Linked DNA regions of Homo sapiens: region 1 is linked to region 2. Evidence: read pairs that join two places in POLR2A ChIA-PET (ENCODE). Cell type or tissue: HepG2. All regions are shown on one strand. Links, peaks and the distances in the headings refer to the core of each region. The heading gives the core; the rest is flanking DNA. Region 1 has its middle 8.5 kb from the start of AKR1A1. Region 2 overlaps MAST2 (microtubule associated serine/threonine kinase 2).

Region 1 (8,531 bases), core at 127-8,126, 350 kb after region 2:
AAAAGAAAAAAAATAATGGGATAATTGTGGGGGGGATCATGGATCATACATTTAGCTAACATTTACTTAGCATATACTATGTCCTAGTCCTTTCACTGGGCACAAAAATGGACCAGCCTTGGCCGGGCACGGTGGCTCACACCTGCAATCCCAGCACTTTGGGAGCCAAGGTGGGAAGATCACTTGAGGTTAGGAGTTTGAGACGAGACTGGCCAACATGGTGGAACCCCATCTCTACTAAAAATAGAAAAATTAGGCACTCATTCTCTTTCCTGCCACCCTGTGAAGAGGTGCCTTCCACCTTGATTGTAAGTTTGCTGAGGCTTCCCCAGCCATGTGGAACTGAGTGACTCCATCTGCAGCTTTTATTAGAAATCAAGGGAAGCCACCAGAAGACGGAGCACTGAATGAGCTCTGCGGAGCTGAATCATCTAACCTGACCTCCAATTTAGAAGAAAGCCCCTCTGTGCGCACCTGCTAACCTGCCTGTCATCACCCTCACAGCTGTGCTGGGTCAGTGTCACAGACTCACCCATTCCAGAGTTACCATCTGATATGTGTAGGCTCATATGAAAAGTATGCTGTAATGTGAGGAAATAAATCCGACGGAAAAACAAAAATCAAAACAAACAAACAAAAAATACAAAAATTAGCCGGGTGTGATGGCAGGCACCTGTAATCCCAGCTACTCAGGAGAAGTGCTTGAACCCAGGAGGTGCAGGTTGCAATGAGCCAAGATTGTTCACTGCACTCCAGTCTGAGTGACAGAGTGAGATTTCATCACAAAAATTTAAAAAAAAAAAAAGGACCAGCCTTGTTCTCTGCCTTCAAGGTTCACAGTCCAGAGGGGCTAATGTAGAACAGGCAGAATGCATACCTATGTGTGTGTGCAGGGTTGGCCTTGTGTGGCGACAGAGGAGGCTGAAACAGATGAAGAGCTAGAAAGTGAGAATGGCTGTCTAGGAAGGAGAAGGGAGCATCCCTTTCTGGACAACTAGGCAGGAGGGAGGGAAAGGTTAAGTTCTCAGCACCCCTCACTGAACGTTTTAGCATTTGGCAGGGGTTTCTAGACCCTAAGAGGAATGTGGCCAGGTAGAAGAGATGAAGAAATAAATGCCTGCTGTCCAAGTCTCTGAGTTTGTCCCGGAGCTACCCCAGTGACTTATTTGCTGGCACTTCCTGCTTACTGTAGGCTAGGCTGTCTGAATGAGAATGAAGAACAGAGTTCAGGTTCCCAGAGGACCCATATACGAAGCAGGGCGATAAGGGGGCCTGAACAAGATCTTGACTTTATGCGTGGACCTTCTAGTGACATTGTAATGAGCGCACATTTAAGGAACATATTTAAGTTCCTTCTAATCCCCTATTAGGGCCGAATCATTCCTAAACTCTGGCCAGCTCTGAAACCAACTTCACAAGACCTGACTCATTTCCCCCAAGTAGTGAAAGTCCCTACACAGGTAGCTACTGGAAATGGCCCTGGGCCTGTGCACTGAGGCATTATTCTCCCTCTCAGGCCCCTCAAATCCTGTGGTCCCATTCAAGTGGCTGCTGAGAGCCAGCAAGGCTGGCACCAGGCCCTGGGGACTGCATTATGCAGTCAGCTACCTCATCTTTTGGGATCTGAGCTCCAATCCCCAATCCCACCAGAGTGACTTGGTCCTCAGAACCATTTATTGCTTTTTTCCTGATTATGCACCAAAGCAAAATTCTTAATTTCTTAAATATATGTTATTTATTTTTTGAGACAGAGTCTTACTCTATCATCTAGGCTAGAGTGCAGTGGCATGATCACGGCTCACTGCAGTGTTGACTTCCCAGGCTCAAACAATCCTCCCACCTCAGCCTCCCAAGTAGCTGGGACTACAACTGTCCACCACCGTGCTCAGCTAATTTTGTTTATTTTTTGTAGAGACGAGGTCTTACTATATTTGCCCAGGTGATCTCAAACTCCTGGGCTCAAGCGATCCTCCCACCTTGGCCTCCCAAAAGTGCTGCAGTTATAGGCATGAGCCACCAAGCTGGCCATGCTTACTTTTTTGAGTTGTTTGGGGATTAAATGAAACAATGGATGTAAAGTGCCTGGTGGTACATAGAGATTTAATGAGTGGTAATGATTATTATTTATATTCAAAATAGGCTGCTGCAAGCTAGGTTGAAATAGGAAAACTGTTCCCTCTTCTCCTACCCCTTCAAGTGAAACTACTACAAACTGCCACCCATCCCTGACAGAGACAGAACTCCAGAATAGAGGAGGAGGACTCTGCACAGGGTTGCAGTCTCTTTCTCTCTCATGCATGCGCACATATACACTCATGCACCCATGCAAGCACACTTACACCTGTACATGCACACACATGATTATGTAGAGCTACAGCTGTTGGCATAGAAGCTATAGTTATATCAGGGTAGGAATCAGTTCTATTATGGCAGTTACAAAGATCAATGCTGCAGTGAAGTGGTGGAAAGGAGGCTGCAGCCAACTGAAACCAATGGACTGGGACTGGAAAGTCGGGGGTGGGGGGAAGAGGAGGAAGTGGTGTGGGCTAGGGCAGGCAGGCAAGGGAATAACCGCTGACGGAAGCAGACAGCCTGTCATATGGCGGTGCGGATTTCCCCTGTCAACTGCATTTCCTAATTTTACGGTCTTCTGTTGCACATGTCACCCACAGAGGCTGCTCTGTGCTAAAAGTGGGTAGAAGTGATTGATTTATTCATTCGACTGACCAATATTTAATGATATCTACCATGTGCCAGGAGTTTTTTGGAAAAATAGACTGTTGTTGGGAAGGGAGTTAAAGGAAGCTGGAGAATGGTAGTCTGAGCAGAGGAATTGATATGTGCCAAGTTGTGGAGGAATGAAGCAGGATGTTACATTCCAGGAACTACATGTGGTTTGATAAGAAGGGAGCATAGGCTGGGTGGGAGGATCACATGAGGCCAGGGCAGCATACTGAGACCCTGTCTCTACAAAAATAGAGGTGTTGTGCACCTGTAGTCCTAGCTACAATGGAGGCTGAGGTGGGAGGATCACTGAAGCCCAGGAGTTTGAGGTTACAGTTAGCTATGATTGTGCCACTGCACTCCAGCCTGGATGACAAAGCAAGACCCTGTCTCTAAAAAAAAAAAAAAAAAAAAAAAAAAAGTATTACAAATTTAAATATATATACTTCAAAATACAAGTAGGAGAAAGAAAAAGAAAACATATATATAAGGCAATTTGATAATATATATGAAAATGTTAAATGTCCATCCCTTCTGATTCAGCAATTGTAAGGAACTTAGTTTTAGGAAATAATAGAAAAGGGACAAGGCTGTTTACTGTGTTGTTTAGATTACCCAAATCAGCTGAGCGTGGTGGCTCACGCCTGTAATCCCAGCACTTTGGGAGGCCAAGATTGGAGGATTGCTTGGGGCCAGCAGTTTGAGACCAGCCCGGGCAACATAGCGAGACCCTGTCTCTATTTTTAAAATATATTTTTAATATAAAAAAATTAAAACATATTACGTAAATATTTGTAGGAAGGGAATATCCAAAATAAATTGTTGTGCATCCATGTGATAAATACAGACACAACAAGGATAAAGTAAATATGTAAGTATTGTTGTGGAAAAAATGTCTTTGATATGTTGTTAAGTGGGGGGAAAAAAAAACTATGGGGTTACTAAAAGTGGGTTTGGCACCAGCTCTGTTCAGCCCTTCAGCTCCGAAGTTCAACGAAGTTCAAAGTCCTACGGCTTCCAAAGGCCAGTGTATCAGTTCCTGCCCCTGGATCAAGGTTGTGCAAGATGAGGGAGGAGGCTGGTCACAAGCCTGACATGGGGGTAGAGATTTCTTATCCAGCCCTGCCTCAGCCTTGACAGAGTTCAGGAGCCAGATCCCTGCATTGCAGCCTGGCTTCCTTCTCCAGGCAGAACGTGAGTAAAGGTTAAACATTCCTGGGTGCTAGGTACATAGTGGTGCCCTTCCTACTTCATTAGGATAAAAAGGTAACTTGTCTGAGCTCTACTAGTGCTGGGCTTTAAGAACCTGATTTCCTTTCTTTTTTTCTTCTTCTTTTTTTAAATCAGTTGGTTTAATTCCAGGTGATACATAATTTAGAGTAGAACAAAGACCAAAGGGCCAACTCTGGTAGGATTCTGGGCTGGGAGATGATAAGCCACTGTATGATTTTTCTTTTTTTTCTTTAAAGGTTTATTCTTTTTTTTTTTTTTTTTTTTAACATGGAGTCTTGCTCCGGAGTCTTGCTCCAGAGACTCTCCTTTGCACACCCAGAGTGCAATGGCGCGATCTTGGCTCACTGCAAACTCTGCCTCCCAGGTTCAAGCAATTCTCCTACCTCAGCCTCCTGAGTAGCTGGGATTACAGGTGCCTGACACAAGGCTCAGCTAATTTTTTTTGTATTTTTATTAGAGACGGGGTTTCACCATATTGATCAGGCTGGTCTTGAACTCCTGACCTCATGATCTACTCACCTCAGCCTCCCAAAGTGCTGGGATTACAGGCATGAGCTACAATGCCCAGCCAAAAGTTTATTCTTGCTCTATTGTGCAGGCTGGAGTGCAGTGGTATAATCATAGCTCAATGTAATCTCAAACTCCAGGCCTCAAGGGATCCTCTTACCTCAGTCTTCTGAGTAACTAGGGCTATAGGCACGCACCACTATGCGTTGCTAATTTTTTCACTTTTTTGTAGAGACAGTGTCTCTCTATGTTGCCCAGGCTGGTCTTGAACTTCCCGCCTCAAGTGATCTTCCCACCTCAGCCAGGCCCGTCCCTGAGACCTCCATTTTTTAGCTCTTGAGTTTCTTTTGCTTCCTTTTTTTTTTTTTTTCTTTTTGAGACGGAGTTTTGCTCTTGTTGCCCAGGCTGGAGTGCAATAGTGCGATCTTGGCTCACCACAACCTCTGCCCCTCGGGTTCAAGCGATTCTCCTGCCTCAGCCTCCAGAATAGCTAGGATTACAGGCATGCACCACCACGCCTGGCTAATTTTTGTATTTGTATATATATATATATATTTTTTTTTAGTATAAACAGGGTTTCTCCATGTTGGTCTGGCTGGTCTCGAACTGCTGACCTCAGGTGATCTGCTTGCCTTGGCTTTCCAAAGTGCTGGGATTACAGATGTGAGCCACCATGCCTGGCTTTTTGCTTCCTTTTGTTTTGTTTTTATGTTATCTTTTGTTTTGTTTTGGTTTGGTTTTTTGCTTCCCTTTTTTTTTTTTTTTTTTTTGAGACAGGATCTCACTCTGTCACCCAGGCTAGATCATGGATCTCACAATGGTGTGATCATGGTTCATTGCAGCCTTGATCTCCTGGGCTCAAGTGATACTCCCACCTCAGCCTCCTGACTATAGGTGTCCTGGGACTACAGGTGTACACCAGCACACTTGGCTAATTTTTAAAATTTTTGGTAGAGACAGGGTTTTGCCATTTTGGCCAGGCTAGTCTCGAACTCCTGGACTCAAGTGATCTTCTAGCCTCAGCCTCCCAAAGTGCTGGGACTACAACCATGAGCAACCATGCCTGGCCTGGCCTGCTTCTCTTTTTGTTTCTGCTTAAAAGCGTCATCTTAGTCATTCATCTCCTCGGCCTGCTCCTTGTGCTGTTTCAGGGGCTTCTTGCCGTCTTTGTGGCCAGACATGGCGCCTGCTGTACTTTTACCTCATTTCTTTTTCTAGGGATTCTAGCAATAAGCCTTTGATATAAGGCTGCCATGTTAGTCATAGACCAATTATAGCCAAGCTACTTGGCTTGACTGTGTTCTTGTCCAGTTGGAGACAAGATATTTGAGTCTATTTCGGAGAGGCAACAGGATTTCAGGGTCACCAGAAGCAAATGGCACTCAATGAACATTAATTAAGCTCCACATAAGCCTGGGACACTAGTAAGAAGCAAAATACCTTCTTCATTAGATAAAATCCTTCAGGATCTCTGAGCATTGGACAGACCGAGATATTATTATTTAAATGGCCAATTAGAAGTTAATTAGAACTCTGGAGTTCCCTGGCCAGACCCTGTCTGAAAACCCCCTTGAGATTGAAGCAGCAAATCCAGTTTATAGCACTGATCAAAAACATCTCCAGTGAAAATCCCCACACTGGTTTGTCCCACCTAAGGCAGTAGGGGCCCAATTCTTACACACTTAAAAAATAGCTACTCTGGGCTGGGTGTGGTGGCTCACGCCTGTAATCCCAGCACTTGGGGAGGCCGAGACGGGTGGATCACAAGGTCAGGAGATCCAGACCATCCTGGCTTACACGGTAAAACCCCATCTCTACTGAAAAATACAAAAAATTAGCTGGCCGTGGTGGCACGCACCTGTATTCCCAGCTACTTGAACCTGGGAGGTAGAGGTTGCAGTGAGCCAAGATCACACCACTGCACTCCAGCCTGGCAACAAAGCAAGACTCCATCTCAAAAAACAAACAAACAAAAATTACTACTCTGGGCTGGGCACAGTGGCTCACAACTGTAATCCCAGCACTTTGGAAGGCTGAGGCAGGTGGATCACCTGAGGTGGGGAGTTCAAGACCAGCCTGACCAACATGAAGAAACCCCATCTCTACTAAAAATACAAAATTAGCTGGGCATGGTGGTGCATGCCTGTAATCCCAGCTACTCGGGAGCCTGAGGCAGGAGAATCGCTTGAACCCGGGAGGCAGAGGTTACGGTGAGCCGAGATCATGCCACCGCACTCCAGTCTGGGCAACAAGAGCAAAACTCCGTCTCAAAAAAAAAAAAGCTACTCTGGGGCCAGATGTGGTGGCTCATGCCTGTAATCCCAGCACTTTGGAAGGCCGAGGCAGGCGGATGATGAGGTCAGGAGTTCGAGACCATCCTGGCTAACACGGTGAAATCCCATCTCTACTAAATATACAAAAAATTAGCCGGTCATAGTGGCGGGCACCTGTATTCCTAGCTACTTGGGAAGCTGAGGCAGGAGAATGGCATGAACCCAGGGGGCGGAGCTTGCAGTGAGCCGAGATCGTGCCACTGCACTCCAGTCTGGGCGACAGAGCGAGACTCCGTCTCAAAAAAAAAAAAAATTAGCCGGGTGTGGTGGCAGGTGCCTGTAATCCCAGCTACTCAGGAGGCTGAGGCAAGAGAATTGCTTGAAACCAGGAGGCGGAGGTTGCAGTGAGCCGAGATTGCACTACCACACTCCAGTCTGGGCAACAGAGCAAGATTCCATCTCAAAAGAAAAAGAAAAAGAAAAATGCCTGTATTTCCCCCCCTCCCCCTCCAGGAAGGAGAAGGATAGAAGTTACAGTGCAATTCTCAGGCTTAGATTAGTTCTCCATAAGTAAAGCTCACTCCTGTCAGCAGTTCCACGCCACCATCCAAAGTGGCTGTGTTTGGCTCCGTTTTAGAGGAGGCTGACTTACCACACTCTCTGCTTCCAACAAACTCAGAAAATAGTAATAAGTATATTAATTTTATATTTAATCTTCTTGCTAACATATGGTAGAAGGAAGCAGGTACTAAGATCTTTGAAAATGGGGAAATTGAGACTGATTAATTCAGCAAATATCTGTTCAGCACTTTCTTTTCTTTTCTTTTCTTTTCTTTTCTTTTTTTTTTTTGAGGCGGAGTCTCGCTCTGTCGCCCAGGCTGGAGTGCAGTGGCGTGATCTGGGCTCACTGCAAGCTCCGCCTCTCCGGTTCACGCCATTCTCCTGCCTCAGCCTCCCGAGTAGCTGGGACTACAGGCGCCCGCCACGACGCCCGGCTAATTTTTTGTATTTTTTAGTAGAGACGGGGTTTCACCATGTTAGCAGGATGGTCTTGATTTCCTGACCTTGTGATCCGCCCGCCTCGGCCTCCCAAAGTGCTGGGATCATAGGCGTGAGCCACCGCGCCCGGCCCTGTTCAGCACTTTCTCTGCTGACATGAATATGGGACTTGTACACTTATGACAGATACCAATAAATTGGGTGAGGGCAGGATTCCATCAGTCTCCTGGCTCCAACATGTCCTCTTTGCATCGTCATGACACTCAAAAATAAGATCACCAAATATGGCCGAGCATGGTGGCTTATTCCTGTAATCCCAGCACTTTGGGAGGCTGAGGCGGGTGGGTCACTTGAGGTCAGGAGTTCGAGACCAGTCTGACCAACATGGCGAAACCCCGTTTCTACAGAAAATACAAAAACTAGCCGGGCTTGGTGGTGCACGCCCATAGTCCCAGCTACTCAGGGAGCTAAGGCAGGAGAGTTGCTTGAACCCGGGAGGTGGAGGTTGCAGTGAATTGAGATCACGCCACTGCACTCCAGCCTGGGCAGCAGGCTGAATGAAAAAGATTCAGACTGAAAAAAACAAAAAGGGCCAGGTGCGGTGGCTCACACCTGTAATCCCAGCACTTTGGGAGGCCAAGGCAGGTGGATCACCTGAGGTCAGGAGTTCGAGACCAGCCTGGTCAATATGGTAAAATGCTGTCTCTACTAAAAATACAAAAATTAGCTGGGTGTGGTGGTGGGTGTCTGTAGTCCCAGCTACTCGGGAGGCTGAGGCAGGAGAATCACTTGAAC
Region 2 (8,531 bases), core at 386-8,385:
TTAGTTAAGAAGCCGACTACTAACGTAAGATCCAGTGAAATGAGAATTAGGTACACAGAACGGTATGAACTATAAGAAATGATTATAGTAATTTGTTTGAAATATTATTTTAATGTCCATTTTCTAATATGCAAGGGAGCCAGTTGTATTCCTTGTTAGGCTATCTATAACTCTTAACAATTGAGTAGACTTTGCTCTTGTAAAATGAAACATTCCTAAATCACATCTGATTCTCACTGACCCTCCCCTAACCCAGAACTAAGAACGTCTTACTGAGTCTCCTTACAGTTCAAGGCAATATGGTTATTTGAATAGGGCTAAACAAGAATCTGTTCTCCTTTTGACCAGAATATAATTGTAAAAAATGGTTGTCCAACAAAGAGCTTGCCTGAAAGGTCACATTTGAGAATCATGCTTATTTGATCAGGTATAACAAACCACTTTTAAGGAACTATGGTTGACTTTATGGAGCCAATACTTACAAAACCTTCCTGGGAAAACTGGCCTGGTATCTGGCTTTACAGGGTCCAGACTTACAGATGGTAAGGAAGGCCACTTCCTGGAAGGCCCAGGACCCTTAGGAATTCACCCAAATTTATAGTTATTACAAGTGAAATGTGGTATTTCTTAGGCTTGCCTTCCTAGCCTCAAAATACAAATAATAGAGGCCTTTAAAAGTCCAATCTGAGATTCTTTATAAAAATTTACAGCAAAGTAAATTTAAGAAGGCTTTATGATAAATTAATATTCTGGCCACACTATGCAAATAATCAGGCCAAACCCAATGAGACCACCCTTGTTTTGTGAACAAAAACGTTTCAAATTATTTTAGATGAAAAGGTAGGAGATTATAAAAAAAAAAATTGGAAAAAGTTAAAAAAGAAAAAAAGGTTACTAGATATTTCCAATAAAAAACTATGCATATTGTTTAGAGAATACTCTTCTAGTTTGTCTTTTATTGTCTTTGAGCTACTTTACAACTCTGTAAGTTATAGGTAGGTAACTGACGTTATGTGAAATAATTTCTTTTTTTTGTTTTGTTTTGAAACGGTCTCTCTCTGTCACCCAGGGTGGAGTACAGTGGCACAATCACGGCTCACTGCAGGCTCAACCTTCCCACTTCAGCCCCCTAAGTAGCTAGGACTACAGGCAGTCACCACCACACCTGGCTAATTTTTTTAAAAAAACTTTTGCAGAGACAGGGTCTCACTACATTGCCCAGGCTGGGCTCAAACTCCTGGGCTCAAGTGATCTTCCTGCCTCAGCCTCCCAAAGTGCTGGGATTACAGGTGTGAGCTAGTACATCCAGTGCACAAAATAATGTTTGTCTATAGACATGCTGATCAATTCTGTACAGTGAAGGTGCAACTGACTTCCCTTCTCTCCATGGAAAAACTCAATTTTATAATAAATAATACATTTATTTCAACACTACACATACACATACCACATATCACTTTGTGGTTCTTTTACTTCTTTGAACTGGCTAATATATCTGCCAGATTTCCTTACTAACAATGAGTTAAATATTTAACATGTGCTTATTTTTTAAAAATCAATAGCTTTACACATATTTCAAAATTTGTTATTATGCAACTATATTTCTAGAGGTAGGAGGACAAAGCATTTATTTTATTTTACAATTTGGTAGCTCTATTTTAAATGATTAAACGTGTATACCTCTATTTGTATTCTTGTGCCAGACCATACCAATGTTTGGAACAAGTTCAAATGATTGCCAATTTGTGTTAAACTCTATAGTAGGCTCTGGGATCAGCATATTGTACCGCACAACATGGTCCTGACCTCACGGAGCTTACCATCTGCTATGGACTAAACTGTGTCTCCCCAAAATTCATGTTAAAGCTTTTACCCCCAATCTGACTATATTTCCATATAGGTTCTTTAGGAAGTAATTAAGGTTAAATGAGGTCATAGGGGTGGCTCTAATCCTATAGGACTGTTGGGCTTGAAAATGAAGGAAAAAATAAGGAAGGAGGGAGAAGGAAGAAGAAAAAGAAGAAGAGACAGATCTATGCCCCTATCCTCAGGCTGGTGTACCACATAAAGGCCATGTGAGCACACAGCAAGAAGGCCACTCTCTGCAAGCCAGGAAGAGAGGTTTACCAGAAACTTAGCATGTTGTCACCTTCTTGGACTACTAGTTTGCATAACTGTAAGAAAATAAATTTTTGTTATTTAAGCATGTGGTATTTTGTTACAGCAGCCTGAGCTAATACTTACATACTACACAACGGGAAAAGGCAGACAAATAGTTCTTTATTTACAACTGATGTAAGAGCTATGAAGAAAAAGTAGAGGCTTTATTGAAAGTATGTTCTGGGAAACCCAACTTAGTCTACAGACAGCAAGGTTTGGGTGAGGTCAGGAACGCCTTTCATAAGGAAGTGAGGTGTAAGCTGGGACTTGAAAGGTGTGTAGGAACTAGATTGGTATAGATGGAAAAAGAACATTCCAGCTGGGCACGGGGGCTCATGCCTGTAATCCCAGCACTTTTGGGAGGCCGAGGCAGGCGGATCACGAGGTCAAAAGATTGAGACCATCATGGCCAACATGGTGAAACCCTAAAAATATAAAAATTAGCTCAGCGTGGTGGAGCGCACCTGTAGTCCCAGCTACTTGGGAGGCTGAGGCAGGAGAATTGCTTAATCACCTGAGGTTGGGAGTTCGAGACCAGCCTGACCAATGTGGTGAAACCCTGGCTCTACTAAAAATAAAAAAAAAAAATTAGCTGGGTGTCATGGCGTGCACCTGTAGTCCCAGCTACTCAGGAGGCTGAGACAAGAGAATTGCTTGAACCCAGGAGGTGGAGGTTGCAGTGAGCCAAGATTGCGTCACTGTACTCCAGCCTGGCAACAGAGTGAGATTCTGCCTCAAAAAAACAAAACAAAACGAAACAAAACAAAAATTCCAGGCACAGAGAACACATTGTGTAAAACATGGAGAAAAATATAGCAACCACACTGTATAGATAGTCAGGTGTGATCCTAAGAGTAAGAAAAAATTCACCAAAGGCCAGGTGCAGAGGCTCACACCTGTAATCTCAGCACCTCGGAAGGCCGAGGAAGGCAGGTAGTTTTAGCCCAGGAGTTTGAGACCAGCCAGGGCAACATGGCAAAACCCCACCTCTACAAGAAGTACAAAAATTAGCTGGGTGTGGCGGCGTGCACCTGTGGTCCCAGCTACTTGGGAGACTGAGGTGCGAGTACCACCTGAGCCCAGGAAGGCTGGGGCTGCACTGAGCCGTGATCGCACCACTGTACTCCAACCTGGGTGACAAAGTGAGATTCTGTTTCAAAAAAAAAAAAATTTCACCAAAAAAGTTTAAATTAATATCTAATAATGAAATCCGCATTTTAAAAAGCTTTTCCTGGCTATTGTATGATAGTTAGGTAGACTGAGGGTGAGCAATGCCAGATAAAGAAAGGCCAGTTAGGAGGTTATGGCAGTAGCAGAGGCAAGAGATTACAATGGCTGTGACTATCTGGACAAACCAGTGGTAGTATAAAGAAAGAGAGAACACCAGCCGGGCACAGTGGCTCAGGCCTGTAATCCCAGCACTTGGGAGGCCGAGGCGGATGGATGATGAGGTCAGATTGAGACCATCCTGGCTAACGTGGTGAAACCCCGTCTCTACTAAAAATACAAAAAATTAGCCAGGCGTGGTGCACACATCTGTAGTACCAGCTACTGGGGAGGCTGAGGCGGAAGAATCACTTGAACCTGGGAGGCGGAGGTTGCAGTGAGGCGAGATTGTGCCATTGCACTCCAGCCTGGGCGAGAGAGCAAGACTCCATCTCAAAAAAAAAAAAAAAAAAAAAAAAAAAAAAAAAAAAGAGGCCGCGCGCGGTGGCTCACGCCTGTAATCCCAGCACTTTGGGAGGCCGAGGTGGGTGGATCACAAGTTCAGCAGATCGAGACCATACTGGCTAACAGAGTGATACCCGGTCTCTACTAAAAACACAAAAAATTAGCCGGGCGTGGTGGTGGGGGCCTGTAGTCCCAGCTACTCAGGAGGCTGAGGTGGGAGAATGGTGTGAACCCGGGAGGCGGAGCTTGCAGTGAGCCCAGATGGCGCCACTGTACTCCAGCTTGGACCACAGAGCGAGACTCAGTCTCAAAAAAATAAAATAAAATAAAAATAAAGACAGAACACCAAGAGATATTTGAGAGGTATAACAGAAAAGACTTGTGAGTGTAAGGAAGAGCATGGCAACAAAAATAACTAAATTTTCTATCTTGAGGAAGCAGTACCATTTAATAAGCTAGAGTATAAGAGAGGACCTGATTTTTGAGAAAGACAATGACTCAGATTCATAAATGCTGCAGTTCAGATGTCTCTGAAATATTCAGTCACATTATGGTGAATGGACAGTTATGAGATCTAGCGATATAAATGTGGGGATAATGAGCATGACAACTATTCTCAACATACAGTAACAAAAACAGGTTCTCAAGGATTTTCAGATCCCACCTACACAGGTAAAGCTCGCCAACAACTACATCCATTTTTTAACAACAAACTGGTTCCCTGTAGGGATATGAGTGATGACTATGGCTACTTCCCTCCCAACCTCTGCTACGTCCTGCCTTCCCATTGGACACTTAGAGAATCTATATGAAATTACTTCCCACCAACTTTTAAAAGACAGGGTCTTAAATGTAACACAAAGCTATCACTCTGGGCTTTAGAGTCTTGAAAGATTGCAAAATTTCCTGATTTTCAAAGCCCCACAGAAAACCTAAAGCCCTATATCAGACGCCACTGATACCTCAACAAAGGGTTTATTATGTGTATGCAGCAGGTGGTATCTCTTTTTAGCACATTTTCCAGAAGCATTGATCCAGGCATCAAGTTGCATCAGAATGGGAAAGTACATGACACTGTCAGTTTCATAGGAACAAAGTTTGACACATCACATCCCTGGGGCCCAGGAACTCCTCCCTGCCCACTATGCAGTGCCTATCACTGCAGACACCAGACATTAACTTTCATCCAATATCTGGTATCTAAGTCCACTGCCCAAATGAATAAGCTGACAAAATAAAAGGTTAACTATCCCCAAGGGCTCTAAAGACTACAAGCCAGCAATGCCAATAATATCAACACACACATATACACATACCCCATGATGAATGCAACCAACAGCTACCTCTCCACTCCTACAGTCTGTTATCTCAATTGACTGCTCATAGCCTCTAAGAAATAAAGCAAGACATTTCATGAAATATGAGGAAAATTATCTTAAGCCTAATGGGTATTAGAAAAGCTTTACTTTCAGGGTAACTGGAGACATAAGCATTATTTACATTAAGCTCCCAAATGCAGGGTCTAGGTACTGGTGCTGAAATTCACAAACAAAATAAACAGTCGCCAGGCATTGTGGTTCATGCCTGTAATCTAAGCACTTTGGGAAGCCAAGGTAGGCAGATAGCTTGAGCTCAGGAGTTCCAGACCAGCCTGAGTAACATAGTGAAACCCCATCTCTACAAAAAATACAAAAATTAGCCAGATGTGGTGGCAGGTGCCTGTGGTGCCAGCTACTCAGGAGGCTGTGATGGGAAGATCTCCTGAGGCCAGGGAGGACCAGGCTGCAGTGAGCTGAGACTGCGCCACTGCACTCCAGCCTAGGCTAAAGAATGAGACCCTGTCACAAAAACAAACAAAATAACAACAACAGCAAAAGAAACAATCCTATTTGAAAGGAATCATCAAAAAGAGGCCCCCACTATAGCATTGGGCAAGAAAAGCCATTCAGAGCTGCTTCAATTATGAAAAAGTAAAATATAAAACCCTTCTAGCCTGGGTAAACAGATACAAGTAACTTTAGAACTTCAAAATCTTCTTTTCACAGATATTGTACTTTGAACAAAGTTATCAACTCCCTTAGGTCTGATATTCTAAACTACATTTTTAATGCATTAAAAAAATACCCAGATGGGTTTAAATATGAAATAGCTTTCTAAAAATGAAAATGATTTAGTTTCAGGAAGCTACATCTAAAATAAATGGTATGAGCCAGGCCAAAAGAACTTTCATAACCACCTTGCCCCAATAAAGCCCTTATCGTGGCAGGCATAGATGATGTTTGCATTTTGCGTATTAGAATGTAACAGCTCTCTTCCCTAATCTGACCAATGTCACTATAAATGTGTGTGTGTGTGTGTGTGTGTGTGTGTGTGTGTACTTATAGATACATATATAAATATGTATACAATATATAAATATATATGTATACTTATATAAGTATATAAATATATATAATATATACATATATATTTATCGATCTATCTCTATCTCAGTATCACTCATTCCAGACTCCTGTTCTCTGCTCAAATGTTGCCTTAATGAGAAAATTCCTGGACAATACAAAATTTTTTGATTTTTAAAATTTTTCTGTAGAGACAGGGTCTCACTATGTTGCCCAGGCTGTTCTCAAACTCCTGAACTCAAGCGATCCTCCTGCCTTAGTCTCTCAAAGTGCTCGGATTACAGGTGTGAACCACCACACCCAGCCTAGACAATTCAATTTAAAATTTAAAATTTAAACCCTCACCCCCACAGAAACACACATCCTCCTCTCTGATATCTGGCTTTATTTTTCTTCATAGCAGTAAGTACCATATGGCATATCATACATGTTTTTGTCTCTCTTAAGTAGAATGGAAACTCCATGAGCACAGGGACCTTGTCTGCTTTATTCACTACTGTATCTCCAGTATCTAGAATAGTGCCTACACCTAACTGGAACTAAAATAATATAGTATGATGGATGCATGGATGGAAAGATTTGAGCAAATGACAAAGTGAATGGAGGCAAAAAGACAAAAATATAGTAACTGATTTTACCAAAAAACATCTAGTAAGTAATAGTGCCGTGACTGAAACCCACATCTGCCTGACTTGCAAACCCAAGCTGTTAATTTTTATGCTATACTTCCACTTACCAATTTGGAGACTTTGGAGGAATTACTTGTTGAGTGGAAGAATGTGTATTTTGTATAATGCCAAGTTGTCACATAAGTCTAGAAACTCATATTTGAGTTCCTGTCCATTTTAATGCAACTAACATATTACGTGAAAAGCACAGCAATTGAAAGCCTCAAAAATTAATTAACAAAAACGCTCTCTCAAAGGACAAGAACACCAAACTAGAGGCAAATTCTAAATTTCTCTATGTCCATGAAGGATATATCAGAGGAAACGGGCCTTTATAACCTGGAATGAGCACACCATAGGATTCGCTCTTGGGAGAACCATTCTAAGAAAGGCAAACAGGGACACAAATATGATGCCCCCTCCTTCTGACCAAGACTTAAATGACAATTATAGAAACTTTAAAAATTTTCCAGATCAGGCTATGAGGACGAGAAACAGTGGAGCAAATGGTAAGTCACTCATTTTATTAACATCAGTTTTTCCACACAACAAATTTTGTAGTAATTAAACTTATTCAAATATTTGTTTTGTGGTTCTTACCTGTTTTCTTTACTACAAATGCTAAGCAGTACTTTGCCTCCTACTGCACACTCCCTACAAAGACTTGCCCAGCTCTGTGTACAAGAGGTACCATGGAACTTTAACTGTTTGGGGAGATGACTAAGCATAGAGATCAGGTAGCCAATCCCTTCATTTTACAAGTATGGCAATTCAGGTCCAGAAGTGGGAGCTCCTGTTTTAAAGCCACACATAATTTGTTAGTGGCAAAGCCTATATTAGTACCCATGTTTCCTTGCTTCCTTCCAGAACAAAACTTTTTCGACTCCTCTAATGTTAAAGATAAGAAAGGATATTGTTTATATTAAAGAACTGAAGAACTTCTGGCTTACTTAAGTGTAAGCTCTTCAAAAGAGAAGAATTTATCTAATTGAATCTTAACAGCCTCAGAACTTAGATCACTCTACCCAGCACAGAGTAGGCTTTTTTATTTATTTATTTATTTATTTTTTGACGGCGCATCACTCTGTCGCCCAGGCTGGAGTGCAGTGGCATGATCTCAGCTCACTGCAACCTCCGTCTCCTGGATTCAAGCAATTCTCCTGTCTCAGCCCCCTGAGTAACTGGGACTACAGGCGCACGCCATGACGCCCGGCTAATTTTTATTTTTATTTTTAGTAGAGACAGGGTTTTACCATATTGGTCAGGCTGGTCTCGAACTACTGACCTCAGGTGATCCACCTACCTCAGCCTCCCAAAGTGCTGGGACTATAGGTGTGAGCCACCGCACCTGACCCAGAGTAGATATTACTGTGTATTTACTGAGTGATCAATTGTTTAAATGTGAGTTACTTTATCAAAAAAGAGGAGGGAAAATCTATTTCTGATCCTTATTAATTAAACGTTTTTAAGGCAGTTAGAGTAGGCCTAACTTTAGATATCACTAAAATGACCAAAAAATTATTCTGGTATAAAATAAAAATAAGAATACTCCTCCTTCTCCTTCTTCCCAGCAACTCCATTCATTGAGGACACACATTTCTGCAAGAAGCTACCTGTCTCAGGCCTTAAT

Evidence for each region. Peaks named below come from ENCODE experiments on the same cell type or tissue, not always from the same donor. Only the 100,000 strongest peaks of a DNase experiment are listed, where the experiment ranks them.
Region 1: POLR2A ChIA-PET joins it to region 2 with 5 read pairs; 5 of 35 experiments call an interaction of 5 or more read pairs at or near these places.

Annotation. Positions count from the first base shown.
Region 1 is chr1:45,538,064-45,546,594 of GRCh38, reverse strand. No RefSeq gene overlaps it. Among named protein-coding and RNA genes, the nearest start is that of AKR1A1, 8.5 kb to the left of the region's middle. RefSeq lists enhancers at 709-888, 2,685-2,734, 2,755-2,904, 7,324-7,824, 7,825-8,325 and a silencer at 1,579-1,628. In HepG2, for the core only: no CTCF peak of the experiment used is centred there; DNase peaks (open chromatin) are centred at 854, 2,535 and 3,774; H3K4me3 peaks cover 2,084 bases.
Region 2 is chr1:45,883,990-45,892,520 of GRCh38, reverse strand. The region is part of intron 4 of MAST2 (microtubule associated serine/threonine kinase 2); the gene reads right to left. All of the region lies in intron 2 of LOC105378694 (a long non-coding RNA gene), which reads left to right. Among named protein-coding and RNA genes, the nearest start is that of MAST2, 85 kb to the right of the region's middle. In HepG2, for the core only: no CTCF peak of the experiment used is centred there; DNase peaks (open chromatin) are centred at 4,870 and 7,600.